2 separate regions of the Homo sapiens genome follow, and region 2 is linked to region 1. A link is an interaction called in ENCODE POLR2A ChIA-PET data of the cell type or tissue named here. Cell type or tissue: Panc1. All regions are shown on one strand.

Region 1 (8,000 bases):
CTCTGGGACTCACATTGCTTTGGGGGAGGCTCAAGCTTCCCAGAATCCCTTGTCCCTCCCCACTTTGGGCACTTAGGGGTGGGGCTGGGGAGTGAGAGGGACAAGGCAGGGCATGATTGATTAAAGCTAACGAGCAGACAGAAGGCACTGGTGGGTCACATCTCGGGCCTGGGAGAGGGAGGGCGTGGGCCAGGCCCCATGTGACACCAGGGGCTCCTTGGCATCCAGGCTTGGCGTCTAGTCCTTTCCCTTCCCTTTCTTGGCTGTAAAACAAGAAAGAAATATTAATACCATATCAGCAGTTAGGCTGACCCATTGCAGACCGCCGGCTCCACAAACACCCGGGCATCAGGGAAGGAGAAGATTCTGCCCCCTAGTGGTTTCCAATCAGCTGACTCGGAAGCAGGGGATGGGGCAGCCATTGTGATGTGGACATGGGACATCCCCAGCTTCCTATTTCCACTTGGGATCAGAAAACCTTCAAGTTTCCAGTCCTAGTCCTGGTCACAGCAGCCCTGGGCATCCTCAGCCTCCTCACCTGAGAAGCGGGCAGATTCACCCCTGCCCTGCTGGCCTCGCTGGGCTGAGTCACGAGTGAGCTGAGAGGCCCAGGGTGGGCCTTGACCTCCTCCCAACACTAGAAAGGGCAGAGCTGACCAAATGCTGCCCGTGGCTGGAGAGCTGACAAAGGCAAGCCGTTCCAGGACACTCTCCCTGGGTCCTAAGCCAGATGCTCCAATGGAGTAGTTTGAGTTGGTCCCTATTTGGGCCAGGGAGGATTTATGTCCCCAGCATCACCTGCGGCCTCTCTTGTAGTGCCCATCTTCAGACTTTTCCAGGCAGGGAAGCCAAGTGAGGCGATGTCAGGAAGCCACTGGCCAGGACTCAAAACTTAAGGTTTAACTTGGAATTGTCCCCTCACAGGCGGGGGGGGGGGGGGGCAGCCCCCCGCGACAGCCCCACCCCCTTCTCCTTTCGCTGACCTTTGGCCTTTGCTTTGGTCTTGGGGGTGCAGGGCTTGGTGACGCGGATGGTCTCCTGGCACTGAGCATTGTAGCGCGCCTTCTTCAGGGTGCCTTGGCGGACTTTGGTGCCTGTGCCCCCATCACACGCACCCCAGTTCTCAAACTTGTACTTGCAGTCGGCTGGCGAGAGAGCGGCCCAGGTCAGCGCTGCGCGGCCCGCGGCCCCGCCCTCCGCCAAGGGTCCGCCCAGGCTTCGGCGAGGCTGTGCCCCCCGTCTCCTGCCCTCTGACTGCGCCCCGCCTCACCTCCAAACTCCTTCTTCCAGTTGCAGGGCACCCTGCACCGGATGCGCTGGGTCTGGGCCCCGCAGGTGCCCTCGCGGAAACCCACGCCGCAATCCTTGCTGCTGGGGGTGCAGGGCCCCCAGGCCCACTCAGCGCACTCGCTCCCCGGGCCGCCCTTCTTCACCTTATCTACAACGCGCGAGGAACAGAGTTCAGGACTGGGGCACGGGGAGACTCCCTCGGGAGCCGCCTTCCTGGGGTTCCAGGCTAGGAACCCAGGCGGCCCAGCCCAGAAGTGGAGGGGCCTCGCCTGCCCGTCCCCAGCCCTCCTTCGATCATCCCCCATCACCTTTCTTTTTGGCGACCGCGGAGGTGAGCGCCAGCAGGGCGAGGAGGGTGAGGAGGAGGAAGCCTCGGTGCTGCATCCTGAGGGGAGAGCCCGAGTCTGAATCCCTGGCCCGTCCCCTTCCCCACCGGGGGCCGCGTGCAGGGCCCTCCCACCTCCGCGTGCTCCACTTTCCAGGCCCCAAGTCGGGCTGCTAAGGTGGCGGCGGTGGGAAGACTTGGGGCGGCCCCTCGCCGCTAGCCCGGACGCACCGCTAAGAGGCGACTCCCCGGGGGACGCCTCGAGCCCAGGACGCAGCTCAGACCCCCACCCCCGCCTCCAGCCCCCAGCCCCTAGATCGGCCGCGGCCGGGCGGACCAGGGGCCGCCGCGCGCTCACTCGCTCGCTGCCCGCGCTGCTTCGCTCCCTCCCGCGCCGGGCCCGTCCCGCTCCGGCCGCCGCGGCCCCTTTTGTCTCCAGAACCGGTCTGAGCCGGTCACATGGGCCCCCGCCCCCTCTCCCCACCCCCCCAGGGAAGGACCCGCCCCGCCCCCTCCCCTCAAACCCGCACCGCCCCCGACCCCGGCGTCCCCGCCCCCGCTCCAGCCCGCGCCCCCCGCGCTTCTACTCCGGCGTCCGTGTTCCCGGCCCCGCGTCCTCGCGTCTCCCCGCCGGTGCCCTCTGCGCTGCGACGGCGGCCTCTCCCGGCCCCATCTTCCGAGCGGTGGTCTCCCGACCCCGGGCCCCGTCCCGCCCGCGCACACCGGCCCCCGGCCCACTCCCTGCGCCGCCGCCCGCTGCCCCCATCCCAGGTCGTCCCCTGCCGTACGCCAAGGCCCGGGCCGTTCTCAGGCCTCAGCTTCTCTTGCCTGCCGCGGAGCCCCGGCGCCTGTATAACCCGCGGGACCCGCTCCCCTCCACGGCCGGCTCAGCCCTGGCGCCCTGCTGGCTGCTGGGGAGGGGGCGCGGCCCACCTGGGGCGGTTTCCGCGGGTGGGCAGGGAAGCGCTCTGCTGTGCTGGGGGGAGTCTGGGACCCGGTCGCCCAGAGAAAGCCACGGGTGCGGTCGCCCAGTGCCTTTCCGGGAGCACAGGCTTGAGGGACTGCGAGTGGGGGTCCTGGGGGAGGAGCCCGCAGGCCTGGATTTGGTGAAACTTGGCGCTGACAGGAGCCGTCTGAGAAGTTCCAGATCCAGCCACATCGGCAGCTGCAAGTGCCCACCCCCTCTAACCCTGGGCCTGTGGCATTGCCTCGCCCGGTTCCCCCAAACCGGGAGAGCCCCCGAGGCCTGGGGGAGGGGCTTGCTCAAGGCCACAGGGCAAATGGGCCACAGAACCCGGGCTCGCCCCCGCCCCACCCCTCTTTCACTTTCATTGTTGTTCTCCGCGGGAAGCGGGAAGCCGGAGGGATCGGCCCCGCCCCCGGCCCCGACGAGCGCGGCCGCCGGGCAGAGGTCAGGAACCGGGCAGGCCCTGGGACCAACCACCAAACGGGAGCCGGGGCCCCAGGAAGGTGCTGTCGACAGCGTCCAGTCCCCCACCCCGAGGACAACCCCGCAGCCCCCGCTGCTTGTTAGACCTCCCCCGCAAAAGAAGAAAAGCAGAAAAGAAAAAAAAATCCACTTTACTGAGTCACACCCAGCTGTAAACATGTCACCGTGAGAGTCCCGCCCCCCACCCCCAGGCCGCACAGTCCGCGATGAAATGACAGGGGAGCGGGGAGGGTCGCCGGAGCGGGTGCCAAGCAAGGCAGGGCAGGCAAGTGCAGCAGGCGCTGAGTTTCCGGGAGGAAGCCCGGAGGAGGTGGGGTGGGGCAGGAGCGGGGGCTGGGGACCCGGCCGAAGACCAGGGGGCCCAGGAAGCCTCTTCCCGAAGGCCTCCCCCTCTCCAGCCCCTCCACTCCTGGGAGGGCATCTGCTGCGGCCAGGGAGCGCCCTGCCCCAGAACCCCGGCAAAGGCATATCCAACCCAGCCGTGTCTTGTTCCCTGTGAGCCTCCGGGTCCGGCGGGGTCCTCAGGGGAACAGGTGAGGCCCCCCCAGCTCCTGAGTCCAGCCCTAGGTCTGGGCGGCTCCTTAGGGGGCGGCATGGGGCTCTTTCCCTGGGGCCTAGGTCCCCCCGTGGCCGTCCCACTGGAATGTGGCAGTGAGGTGGGCAAGGAAGGCGCTCGTCCCCTGGCCGCATTGTCCCTCCTGCTGCCCGTGGGCGGCCCGCTACACAGCCGTCTCCTGGTCCTCCCGCTGGATCATCTGGTAGTGCTGCCGGTTCTCCAGGTAGGCGGCCAGCTCGGTGTCCTGAGCCTTCTCAGCCCGCTGCCGGGGAGTGTCGCCCTGGAGGAGGGCGGAGCTGCGATCAGCAGGGGCCAGAGGCAGGCCTAACCCCTAGCAGGCTGAGAGGCAGGGGCTCTACCTCCCTGTGGCCTGGTCAGGGAGGGAGGCCTCTCTGCCCACCAGCTCCTCCCCTGCTGGCTCAGGTTTCCCAGGGTCTGGACTGTGTCTTCCCAGGGACAGCCCCCAGCCCCAGCTCCCGCCTAGGACCTTGGGAAAGGTTTGGTTGGTGCCCTCGTGGGCTCCCTGCCTGCCGTCTGCTCACCTGCTGGTCTGTCTTCATGAGCGAGGCCCCGGCCTCCACGATGTAGTGGCAGATGGTGCGCTGGCCCAGGGCCGCTGCTTGGTGCAAACAGGTCTCCCCGCTGGGGGAGCAGGGGCTGGCTGTGTACCCCATCCCGTCCCCTGATCCACCCATCTGTCTCCCAAGGGCCATCAGAAAGGGCAGGAAGTTCAGGGCTCTGGGGCAATAGGGGTGGCCCAGGGGATGACAGATGTGACCAGGAAGTTTATGGGCTCTGACCTGACAAAATGGGAGGGGTGGGGAAAAGGGTGGTTTCCGGGGTGACCACGGTTCTGCACTGCCCAGATACTTACTTTTCCTCCACCGCATCAAGGATCTCTGGGGGGGCTGGAGAAGGGGAGGTGGTGGTCAGAGAGGCCTGGCAGCCCCTCCTCCTCCCACCTTGGCCCCAGGCCCTGGGCTCCACTGCCCGGCTCACCGTGGTCCAGCAGGTAGCGGACCACATCCTTGCTGCCAGTGCTGACTGCGTGGTGCAGGAGCGTGCGACTCTGCTCGTCTCGGTGCATGAGGTCGCCCCCAGCTCGGTGCAGCTCCTGGAGCTGAGGGCAGGAGGCATGGCAGGGCTGGACCTCCTGGGGCCACCCCTCCTTCCCTGAGCTCACACGCTGGCCCACAGCCGGGTACACCAGCACAGGCCTGAAACGAGTGCGCTCACACATCTTACTCCTGAGTTGCCTCTGTGGGTCTCTCTGGAGCACACCGGAGGAGGGGCCTCTCACCCCACAGCCTGTGGGCTCTCTGGCAGCACTGGTGACCAAGCCCTGGAGCAGTGCTTCCTCTGACCTGCTCCTTTCTAAGCACCAGGGACAGGTGGACTGAGCTAGGAAGCCCCTACTAGGAGCCATCTATTGTGGCCTAGACAGAGATACAGTGAAGTGGAATGGGACGATCACTGGAGATCCCACAGAGGGCCAGACGATGACAGATGACAGCACCTGAGCAGGTCAGCTCTTGGCCCAACCCAGAGGCCTCGCTCCCCAGGGCCCGAGGGAGCTGCTGGGGGAAGGAACTGGAGCCTGGAGCTAGTACCTTACAGAAGTCGTTCCTCTTGGCAGCCTCAATCAGCTCTTCACCTGCACGGAATACCTGCCTGTTACTCTGCAGTCGGAGGCCTGGGCTTGGGTTGGTGCCTCAGTGGACAGGACTGTGCCGGCCAGGCATGTGTGCCCAGGGCTCCGTTGGTGCGTGAAGCTCAAAGGCTGTGTTTGTGTAAGGCTGTGTCTGGGCCCTATCCCCACCCCACTGAGCCTCCTGCCCCCAACCAGGCAGAAAGGAGGGGCCCCAGAGGGAGAGGCCTCACCTTGAGGGGGTGCAGCATCCCCTTGCAGTGACCTGCAACAGAGCATGATGTGCTGTGACCGGCTACGGCACAGGCCAGCTGGTCGCCCTCCCCAACCCCAACTGGGGGCATCTTCATCCTTTCCACAGTTTATTGAGTGCCTGCTACACACCAAGCACTATTCCAGGCACTGGGGATACAGCAGGGAAACGAGACAGAGGAAGGCCTTGCCCTCATGGAGCTTACATTCTAGTTCAGGGATACAAACAAGTCAAATAAATAAGGAGTTCTGAGAGCAGGGGTGCTCTTAAGAATTCAGAACAGGTGATGTGGCACCCCTGCAGAGGGGGTCCTGGGAGTGATCTCTCCAAGGAGGAAACAGCCAAGCTGAGATTCGAAGGGGATGGGGGTGGGGGAGCTCCGGAAAGATGGGGGAAGAGTTGGAGGCAGCGATGACAGAAGTCCAGTGGTGGCAAACACCTGATGCCTCAAAGAACCAAGAGAAGAGAGTGGGGCAGGACCATGGAGGTGAACTCAGGGAGGGGGCTGGGAGCCCAGTGCAATGACGGGGGGCCTGGGGAGAATCCACGTCCAAAGGGCTGCTGAGAAAGAAGCTTCTAGGTTGGGGAGTGGCCTGGTATGCTCTGCATTTTTAGTTGACCGTGGTATGGAGATGGGGGTTCGAGGGCACGAATGGCCACAGGGATATAAGAGCTGGGGGCCAGGGCGTGGCAGCCGGGAAGGGCTGGTGGCAGTAGGGGTGGGGAGGAGTGCTCAGGTGGTGGGTCCGGGGGCTGCCAGGACTGGCTGAAGGATGAGGTCCAGAGGAGGGAGAAGTCAGGGAGGGAACCAGGGTGGACGTGAGGCCGCTTCCCCACAGAACCACAGGGCTGAAGGCCGTCAGGTGGGCTTTGGCCAGGTTCAGGTTGACACCATTTAGTTAACTGGTGGAGGGGCTAGAAGCAGGGATTCAGAAGTCATCGGCTTACAGGTGGGGCTGAAAGCCAGGGGCTGGAGGGACGGGACACCAGGACTCACCGGGGCGTGGGTGAGCAGGGTGAGGTGGGGAGAGGGGAAGTGGGGGTTGGGAGGTCAGGCCGGGCCGATGCCCCCAGCAGCTCAGGGTCCAGGATATAAATCTCATCCTGTGCGATCTCAGTCACATAGTTGAGGTGCTCCTGTGGGGGGAGGTCAGGGCGGGAGGTCAGGGCACCTGACGGTGGGGGCCGAGGGGCAGCAAGGCTGGTAGACCTGGAGAAGCCTCTGCCATGAGCACAAACACTGAAAGGAGGTGGCCAGGCAAGGGGCCCTGCCTGTCCCTCTCCCACTCCTTCCCATTCCTGACACCTCCTCCGACTGCCCAGACTTTACCAGGTGAGCTGGCGCCTGACCAGAATGCCTTTGCTTCTGTGTCTCCCTGGATGGCTCTGGGCTTCCAGGCCCTCCTACCCACCCAGCAAGCCTTTGGTAGGTACCCCACTGCCTTTCTGGCTGGCACCGCCCTATACTCTCCAGTGTGGAGGGCAGGGCCGCACGCTGTCCATGCACACAGGCAATAGTAAAAGCTCTCAGAGGCATGAGGACAGAGGTGAGCCCATCGGGGGAGCTAACAGGGAAGGCGTCCCAGGAGAGGCGACCCTGGGGCCCGGAAGCAGCTGTGGCTGGAGCAGGCCTGCAATCGCTCACCTGGGCTCGGTCGATCCTGTAGAAGCGGCTGGCAGTGGTGGCTGTGGGAGAGAGGGCAGCTGAGGATCAGGGAGTGCCATGTCCAGGCCCAGGTCCTCTGCTGCCCCTACCTGGGATCCCCTAGGGAGGGAACACGAAACAGCTTGGCACCCTGGGAGTAGACTCACCGTCCAGGAAGCACCACTTGGGGGACAGTTTCTGGCATGTCGGGGACTTGGCTCCAGCACCATCGGGCTCCTGTTGAGAGAAGCAAAGGCCAGGCTGGGATAGAGTGGGGGCCAGGGAGGGAAGGGAACTTGGAGTAGGGGGAACCAGCACAGAGGAGGCTCCGCAGGGCGAGCTGGCTGCGGGAGGAAGAGGCCTGGCCTCACTTCCCACCACCCTCTCGGTGGGCACCTGGGGAAGCCCCCACCCCTTACCTGCTGGAGTCTCTCAATGTGGGCACGGCAGAGCTCTAGGTCACTGTCTCCTGGGACCACCACAGTGCCCAGCGGCACAGCTGGAGAACAGAGCACCTGTCAGCAGCTGGCTGCACCCCACAGCCCTGCCCAAGGGGGCCCCGGCTGCTTCAGCCCCTCCTGGCCACCCTGCCAGGCCGCCCCACCGCACTCACAGGCCTCCTTGAGCTGCTCCTTGTCGTAGTGCAGGGCCTCATAGTCGTGCATGCTGACGCGACTCACCTGGATGCGCAACTGCTCTGGCACCGGCTGCTGGCTGTCGGGCAGGGCCGGCAAGCGGGGGCTCAGCAAGGGCCCTGCCTTGGTGCCACCCTCGGCCTGGCACCAAACCACTTGCCGAGAGAAGGTCCCGCTCCACTCCCAACACCCCTGGGG
Region 2 (8,000 bases), 200 kb before region 1:
CCACCATGCCCGGCCCTTTTTATGTACTTTTAAAATTTGCTATGTTTAGCCTTTCTTTTTTCACCTCCCTACTGAATGGTTCTTTGTATTTTGGTATTACTGGCTTTTAAAGTTCATTCCTTATCTTTTTTTTTTTTTTTTTTTTATTGCTTTCTTGTGGTCATTGTTGCTATAGCTAATTAGCTGAGGTGCTTGGTTAACCTCTTTATTCATTCACTTGTTTATTGGCTCTTATTTCTATGTACTGAATGTATAATTGTGACAAAGCTCAAAGCTCTATACTTTTTTTTTTTTTTTTTTTTTTTTTTGAGACTGAGTCTCTCTGTCGCCCAGGCTGGAGTGCATGCAGTGGTGCAATCTCGGCTCACTGCAAGCTCCACCTCCCGGGTTCACACCATTCTCCTGCCTCAGCCTCCTGAGTAGCTGGGACTACAGACGCCCGCCACCATGCCTGGCTAATTTTTTCTATTTTTAGTAGAGAGGGTTTCACCGTGTTAGCCAGGATGGTCTCGATCTCCTGACCTCGTGATCCGCCCACCTCGGCCTCCCAAAGTGCTGGGATTACAGGCGTGAACCACTGTGCCCCGCCATTGTTTTCTATTAATAGTTTGTGATTTATATACTTTGCCCAGAGTCTAATTAGCCATATTTATATGATAATAATAAACATTTTGGCTACAGTCCTACCTAGATTTTTTTTTTTTTAGATGGAGTCTTGCTCTGTCGCCCAGGCTAGAGTGCAGTGGTGCGATCTTGGCTCACTGCAACTTCTGCCTCCCAGGTTCAAGCAACTCTGTTGCCTCAGCCTCCCAAGTAGCTGGGATTACAAGCGCACATGACCACGCCTGGCTAATTTTTGTATTTTTAGTGGAGACAGGGTTTCTCCATGTTGACCCAGCTGGTCTCGAACTCCTGAGCTCAGGTGATCCACCCGCCTCGGCTTCCTAAGGTGCTGGGATTACAGGTGTGAGCCACCACGTCCGGCCCTACCTGGAATTTTATATGGTAACTTTCCTGGGAAATGCTTATATGGACATTGTCCTTTTTAGTTCTCCTAGCATTCTTTTATTTGTTTATTTGAGACACACTTTCTTCCAGGCTAGACTACAGTGGTGATTGTAGTTCACTGTAGCCTTGAACTCAAGCTTTCCTCCTGCTTTAGCCTCCCAAGTAGCTGGATTACAGGTACAAACCACCACACTCAGCTTCTAGCGTTTTTGTTTTGTTTCGTTTTGTTTTTGAGATGGAGTTTTACTCTTGTTGCCCAGGCTGGAGTGCAGTGGTGCTATATCGGCTCACTGCAACCTCCTCCTCCTGGGTTCAAGTGATTCTCCTGCCTCAGCCTCCTGACTAGCTGGGATTATAGGCATGCACCACGATGCCCGGCACATTTTGTACTTTTAGTAGAGACAGGGTTTCTCCATATTGGTCAGGCTGGTCTCAAACTCCCGACCTCAGGTGATCTGCCCGCCTCGGCCTCCCAAAGTGCTGGCATTATAGGCATGAGCCACCGCGCCTGGCTGAATTTTTTTTCTTTTTTCTTTTTTTTTTAGAATAAGGATTTACTGAACTGAAATTCACTTCACGTAAATTTAGCCATCTTAAAATGAACAATTCAGTGGCATTTAAGTACATTCACAATGTTCTGCAACCTCTTTAGTTTCAAAACATTACCATCTCTGCAAAGTAAAACCCCTTACCAGTTAAGCAGTTTGTCCTTATTCTGCCCTTCCTCCAGCCCCTGATAACCATCAATCTGCATTCTGTCTCTGTGGATTGATTTATTCTGGATATTTCATGTAAATGGCATCATACAATATGTGATCTTTTGTGTCTGGCTTCTTTGACTTAGCGTAATGTTTTGGAGGTTTATTTATCTCCATTGGAATATTTATCAGTACTTCATACCTTTTCATGACTGAATAATATTCCATTGTGTGTATACATCACATTTGTTTATCCATTCATCCATTGAAGAACATTTGGGCTGTTTCTGCCTTCTGCTCTTGTGAATAGTGTTGCTTTGAACATGCATGTGCATTGGCTTATTTTCAGTTATTTTAGGAATATACCTAGGTAGGAATGGAATTGCAGGTCCTATGATAATATATTAATGATCTTCTGACATGTTAGAGATCAAAGCCAACATCTGCAGCTTCTCCAGAGTATGTGATTTCAGAGTTGTTGGCTGGGCTTAGATTGGGACTCAGAATCTCTTTCCTGTATGAAGAACTGAGTTCTAACATACTGGTTTTATTATTTGCATTTTACTGATGGGATAATTGAAGCACAGCATCTGCATGGTTTTAACTTCCTATCATCTTCAGAGCAAGTCAGTGATGGAATTAGGAATTTAAGACTCTTAATCATGTTCTTTGTCTAAGGTGACCCATATAAAGCCATGTTGCATTTACATGAAGCTATTTGAAATGGGCTTCCTATATTTTATAATCTCTTGGAGGGATATTGTTCAGGTGGTGTTAAGCAGATGTTCTCTTTCCATAGAGGACAGGACAAGAGGGAATGTGTTTTAATTGCAACATAAAGGATGTAGATTACATGTTAGAAAGAACTTCCTGACTACAAGATACTGAAATGTTGTTACCGAGGGATATTATGAAGTATCTTCTCCAAAGACTATCTTTCTGGGATCATTCAGGTGTGAGCTTGTTTAGAAATGAGGGAGGTGACAGAGATGACTTGCTGAGGTCCCTGATAACCCTGGGACATAATTGTTTGATGGTTAATCAAAGCAATATGTCTGGCTGGGCACAGTGACTCATGCCCATAATCCCAGGACTTTGGGAGTCTGAGGCGGGAGGATCTCTTGAGCCCAGGAGTTCGAGACCTGCCTTGGCAACATACGGAGACCCCGTCTACAAAACAACAGCAACACCAATGTCTCTGGCATTTTCATGAGTATATTTTCACTTTTCTCACAAAGCAGTAATCAATAGAGAGCAGGTGAATTGCTCAGGGTTCCTGGTAAAATACTAGATTAGTATTCTAAATCTTTTTGGATTTCACATCCATACTCAGGGATGTCTTCCTTATCTTAAATGACTCTTTTCTTAGCTGTGTAATCTACTGTTATGATTCTTCCTGAATCATAGTGATCAAAGCCAACATCTGCAGCTTCCATAGAGTGTGTGATTTGAGAGTTGACTGGGCTTAGATTGGGACCGGCAATCTCTTTCCTATAAAAATAGCTTTGGTCCCTGGTTATACATGAAGAAATGGGAACATGTTATTAATAATAGACCACGGCAATGGATTCTTAATTCTTTAGGCAAGAGCCAGTTTAAAATTGCTCAGGTGAGGGTGCACATGACATAGATGTATTTTTGGTTTGTGGTGCCTGGAAAAATAGAAGCCTGGCTGGGCACGGAGGCTCACGCCTATAATCCCAGCACTTTGGGATGCCGTGGCAGGCAGATCACGAGGTCAGGAGTTCGAGACCAGCCTGGCCAATATGGTGAAACCCCATCTCTACTAAAAATACAAAAATTAGTTGGGCGTGGTGGCGTGCACTTGTATTCCCAGCTGCTTGCGAGGCTGAGGCAGAAGAATTGCTTGAACCCAGGAGGCGGAGGTTGCAGTGAGCCGAGATCATACCATTGTACTCCAGCCTGGGTGACGGAGTGAGACTCTGTCTCAAAAAAAAAAAAAAAAAAAAAAGGAAAGAAAAAAACAAATTTCTGTTGTTTATAAGCTACCTAGTTTTTTTTTTTTTTAGACAGAGTTTTGCTCTTGTTGCCCAGGCTAGAGTGCAATGGTGCTCTCTCAGCTCACCACAACCTCCACCTTCCGGGTTCAAGCTATGCTCCTGCCTCAGACTCCTGAGTAGTTGGGATTACAGGCACGTGCCACCACGCTGGGATAATTTTGTGTTTTTAGTAGAGATGGGATTACACCATGTTGGTCAGGCCGATCTCGAACTCCTGACCTCAGGTGATACACCTGCCTCAGCCTCCCAAAGTGCCGGGATTACAGGTGTGAGCCATCATGCCTGAGTGGTTTTTGGTATTTTGTTAAAGCAGCCCAAAAGGACTAAGAGGGAGTTACTGATACCACTGGTACTTTTAATGAAGGATTTATTAGGTTTGTTTATGCTAGTTGAACTATGGGAGCATTTACTTGTTCACTTCTCTGCTGCCAAGAATATCTTCAGATATATTTATTGAGCTTTCTTGAATTGGCAACAACTATTAACACTGTAGATAAAGAGGAAGGAAACTAACTTTTGAATGTGAACCGTGTATAGGGAGTTTTACATTTATTCTTCCATGTAATATTTGTAACAAACCTGTAAAGGATGAGAGAAAGTGAAACATTGTTTGAAAAAGTGAAACATTGTTTTTTGTCAAAGGTTATACAGCTGGCAAATGGTAGAGCTGAGATGGAGAAAGCAGAGTCTTCAGTTTTAAACCAGTATTTTTCAAAGTATTCTTTGGAGGTGCCCAAGAGTTGGCCATGAGAGTAAGGATGAGCTTTAGTTCTCTCAACCTTGCTTAAGCCAGAGCAGCTCAACTTTGACCTGCTTTACATTTTGGTGTTTTCACATAAGATTTCCTTTAGAAAAAGGATTCTGCAAACTTTCGCAACCTACTCATCTGACAAAGGGCTAATATCCAGAATCTACAATGAACTCAAACAAATTTACAAGAAAAAAACAAACAACCCCATCAAAAAGTGGGCGAAGGACATGAACAGACACTTCTGAAAAGAAGACATTTATGCAGCCAAAAAACACATGAAAAAATGCTCATCATCACTGGCCATCAGAGGAATGCAAATCAAAACCACAATGAGATACCATCTCACACCAGTTAGAATGGCAATCATTAAAAAGTCAGGAAACAACAGGTGCTGGAGAGGATGTGGAGAAATAGGAACACTTTTACACTGTTGGTGGGACTGTAAACTAGTTCAACCATTGTGGAAGTCAGTGTGGCGATTCCTCAGGGATCTAGAACTAGAAATACCATTTCACCCAGCCATCCTATTACTGGGTATATACCCAAAGGACTATAAATCATGCTGCTATAAAGACACATGCACATGTATGTTTATTGCGGCACTATTCACAATAGCAAAGACTTGGAACCAACCCAAATGTCCAACAATGATAGACTGGATTAAGAAAATGTGGCACATATACACCACGGAATACTATGCAGCCATAAAAAATGATGAGTTCATGTCCTTTGTAGGGACATGGATGAAATTGGAAATCATCATTCTCAGTAAACTATCGCAAGAACAAAAAACCAAACACCGCATATTCTCACTCATAGGTGGGAATTGAACAATGAGATCACATGGACACAGGAAGGGGAATATCACACTCTGGGGACTGTGGTGGGGTGGGGGGAGGGGGAGGGATAGCATTGGGAGGTATACCTAATGCTAGATGATGAGTTAGTGGGTGCAGCGCACCAGCATGGCACATGTATACATATGTAACTAACCTGCACAATATGCACATGTACCCTAAAACTTAAAGTATAATAAAAAAAAAAAAAAAGAAAAAGGATTCTGCTTCTTTAAAAAGAGAAACCCTGGAAGACCACTCATTTGAGGAATCATAAAAGAAAATTAGCTAAACCAATCTAAAGATTGAAAAGATGGCTAAATTACATAACTGCCAGTCTGGAAATTATGTCAAAGTTTGAAGTGACTTGATAACACAGCCACATGTGCAGTGCAGTTATTCTGCCCTTAGGGAGTGTGGTACAGCAGGAAAAATGCATGGACTGAGTTTTTTTTTTTTTGTTTTGTTTTTCTGAGACAGAGTCTCACTCTGTCGCCCAGGCTGGAGTGTAGTGGCTTGATCTCGGCTCACTGCAACCTCTGCCCTCCGGGTTCCAGCGATTCTCTGCCTCAGCCTCCTGAGTAGCTGGGATTACAGGTGCGTGCCACCACACCTGGCTAATTTTTGTATTTTGAGTAGAGACAGAGTTTCACCATGTTGGCGAGGCTGGTCTTGAACTCCTGACCTCAGGTGATCAGCCCACCTCAGTCTCCCAAAGTGCTAGGATTACAGGCATGAGCCACCATGCCTGGCCAGAATCCTTTTTTTTTTTTTTGAGACAGAGTTTTGCTCTTGTTGCCCAGGCTAGAGTGCAATGGCGCGATCTTGGCTCAGTCCAACCTCCACCTCCCAGGTTCAAGCGATTCGCCTGCCTCAGCCTCCTGCAGCCTCCCGAGTAGCTGGGATTACAGGCGTCCACCACCACACCCGGCTAATTTTTTTTATTTTTAGTAGAGACGGAGTTTCACCAGGTTGGGCAGGCTGGTCTTGAACTCCTGATCTCAGGTGATCCACTTCAGCCTCCCAAAGTGCTGTGATTACAGGCGTGAGCCACCATACCCAGCTCAGAATACTTATTTTTAAATCTGGTGACCACAAATGTACAGTGGGGGGATGATAACACCTACCTTTCAAGAGTTGTTGTAAGGATCAGAAATAACATGTAAAGTGCCTGGTTCAGAGTAAACACCCCAAAATACTAGCTGATTGTCAAGATGATGATGATAATGCTGACAATTTTTCAGTGGGTATTGACAGTTCCCTCCAATGCCTAAGAGCTTCTGCCATATCAAAGATAGGCAGTTCTTTACCTACTGTATGCACCTCATGGTGGGTGCTTAGTGTGCTCGTTTTTGATGAAGTTCGTTTTTAAACTGCTATGATTATTTACTCATGGATGTATCTATGATTGATTAAATGAGAAAACTTGGACTTCATTAAATTTATTGTTACTGGATTTAAAGCAGCAGCAGTGCAAAGAAACCCTATACAGTGAGTTAAGAGCCCTGGGTTTATGTCTAGAGATGCCCTTAGTGAGTCTTATAACAATGGACAAGTGAATCTAACTTTTTTTTTTTGAGATGGAATCTCGCTCTATCACCAGGCTGGAGTGCAGTTGCACGATCTCTGCTCCCTGCAACCTCCGCCTCCCGGGTTTAAGCGATTCTCCTGCCTTAGCCTCCCGAGTAGCTGGGATTACAGGCTGGCGCCACCACGCCCAGCAAATTTTTGTATTTTCGGTAGAGACGGCATTTCATCATGTTGGCCAGGATGGTCTCGATCTCTTGACCTTGTGATCCACCCACCTCGGCCTCGCAAAGTCCTGGGATTATAGGCGTGAGCTACCACGCCTGGCTGTGAATCTAACTTTTTAAGATATTGATTGATTGGGCAGGGCGCAGTGGCTTAAGCCTGTAATCTCAGCACTTTGGGAGGCTGAGGCAGGCGGATCACGAGGTCAGGAGTTCAAGACCAGCCTGACCAACATGGTGAAACCCTGTCTCTACTAAAAACACAAAAATTAGCTGGGCGTGGTGGTGCGCTCCTGTAGTCCCAGCTACTCAGGAGGCTGAGGCAGGAGAATCTCTTGAACCTGGGAGGTGGAGGTTGCATTGAGCTGAGATCACGCCACTGCACTCCAGCCTGGGGCGACAGAGGGACACTTTGTCTCAAAAAAAAAAAAAAAAAAAGATTGATTGATTGAGACACGGACTCATTCTGTCACCTAGGCTAGAGTGCAGTGACACAAACCATGGCTTACTGCAGCCTTGACCTTCCAGGCTAAAGTGGTCTTCCTGCCTCAGCCTCCTGAGTAGCTGGGACTACAGGTATGTGCCACCATGGCTGGCTAATTTTTGTATTTTTTGTAGAGATGGGGTTTTGCCAGATTGCCCAGGCTGGTCTCGGACTTTAGGGCTCAAACACTCCTTCTGCTTTGCCTCCCAAACCACTGGGATTACAGAAGTGAACCACTGTAATATGGCTACTTTTCAAGATTTTATGTTCAAAATGATCCCTAAGTCACTTTTAACTCTGTATATCCATGATTTGACAAAAAAGTTAAAGATACTTTATTTTCATTGCTAGAATTTCTAAAAATTACAGGGTTATTTTTGGAGAAGGAGCTTTGTGCTGACTTGAGCTGGCAAACTTCTGTCATACTTACTGAGTGATTTGTATAGAAGAA

What was found. Peaks named below come from ENCODE experiments on the same cell type or tissue, not always from the same donor. Only the 100,000 strongest peaks of a DNase experiment are listed, where the experiment ranks them.
Region 2: POLR2A ChIA-PET joins it to region 1 with 10 read pairs; 3 of 35 experiments call an interaction of 5 or more read pairs at or near these places.

The regions. Positions count from the first base shown.
Region 1 is chr11:46,375,732-46,383,731 of GRCh38, reverse strand. It overlaps DGKZ (diacylglycerol kinase zeta), which reads right to left. Exons shown (of 31, transcript NM_001199267.2): 21 at 7,781-7,881; 22 at 7,587-7,666; 23 at 7,335-7,404; 24 at 7,168-7,208; 25 at 6,520-6,659; 26 at 5,503-5,534; 27 at 5,232-5,275; 28 at 4,621-4,741; 29 at 4,496-4,529; 30 at 4,164-4,263; 31 at 3,181-3,901. The coding sequence ends at 3,785. MDK (midkine) reads right to left here and starts at 2,063. Exons shown (of 5, transcript NM_002391.6): 1 at 1,974-2,063; 2 at 1,599-1,675; 3 at 1,271-1,438; 4 at 984-1,145; 5 at 1-263. The coding sequence starts at 1,674. The coding sequence ends at 238. MIR4688 (microRNA 4688) reads right to left here and starts at 7,330; the gene lies at 7,248-7,330. RefSeq lists silencers at 1,079-1,373, 1,349-1,398, 1,819-1,928, 2,359-2,558, 2,989-3,198 and an enhancer at 2,698-3,332. In Panc1, CTCF peaks have their summits at 181 and 383 (motif pointing left); no DNase peak of the experiment used is centred here; H3K4me3 peaks cover 2,653 bases; H3K27ac peaks cover 2,309 bases.
Region 2 is chr11:46,571,191-46,579,190 of GRCh38, reverse strand. The region is part of intron 1 of AMBRA1 (autophagy and beclin 1 regulator 1); the gene reads left to right. Among named protein-coding and RNA genes, the nearest start is that of AMBRA1, 19 kb to the left of the region's middle. In Panc1, no CTCF peak of the experiment used is centred here; no DNase peak of the experiment used is centred here; H3K27ac peaks cover 585 bases.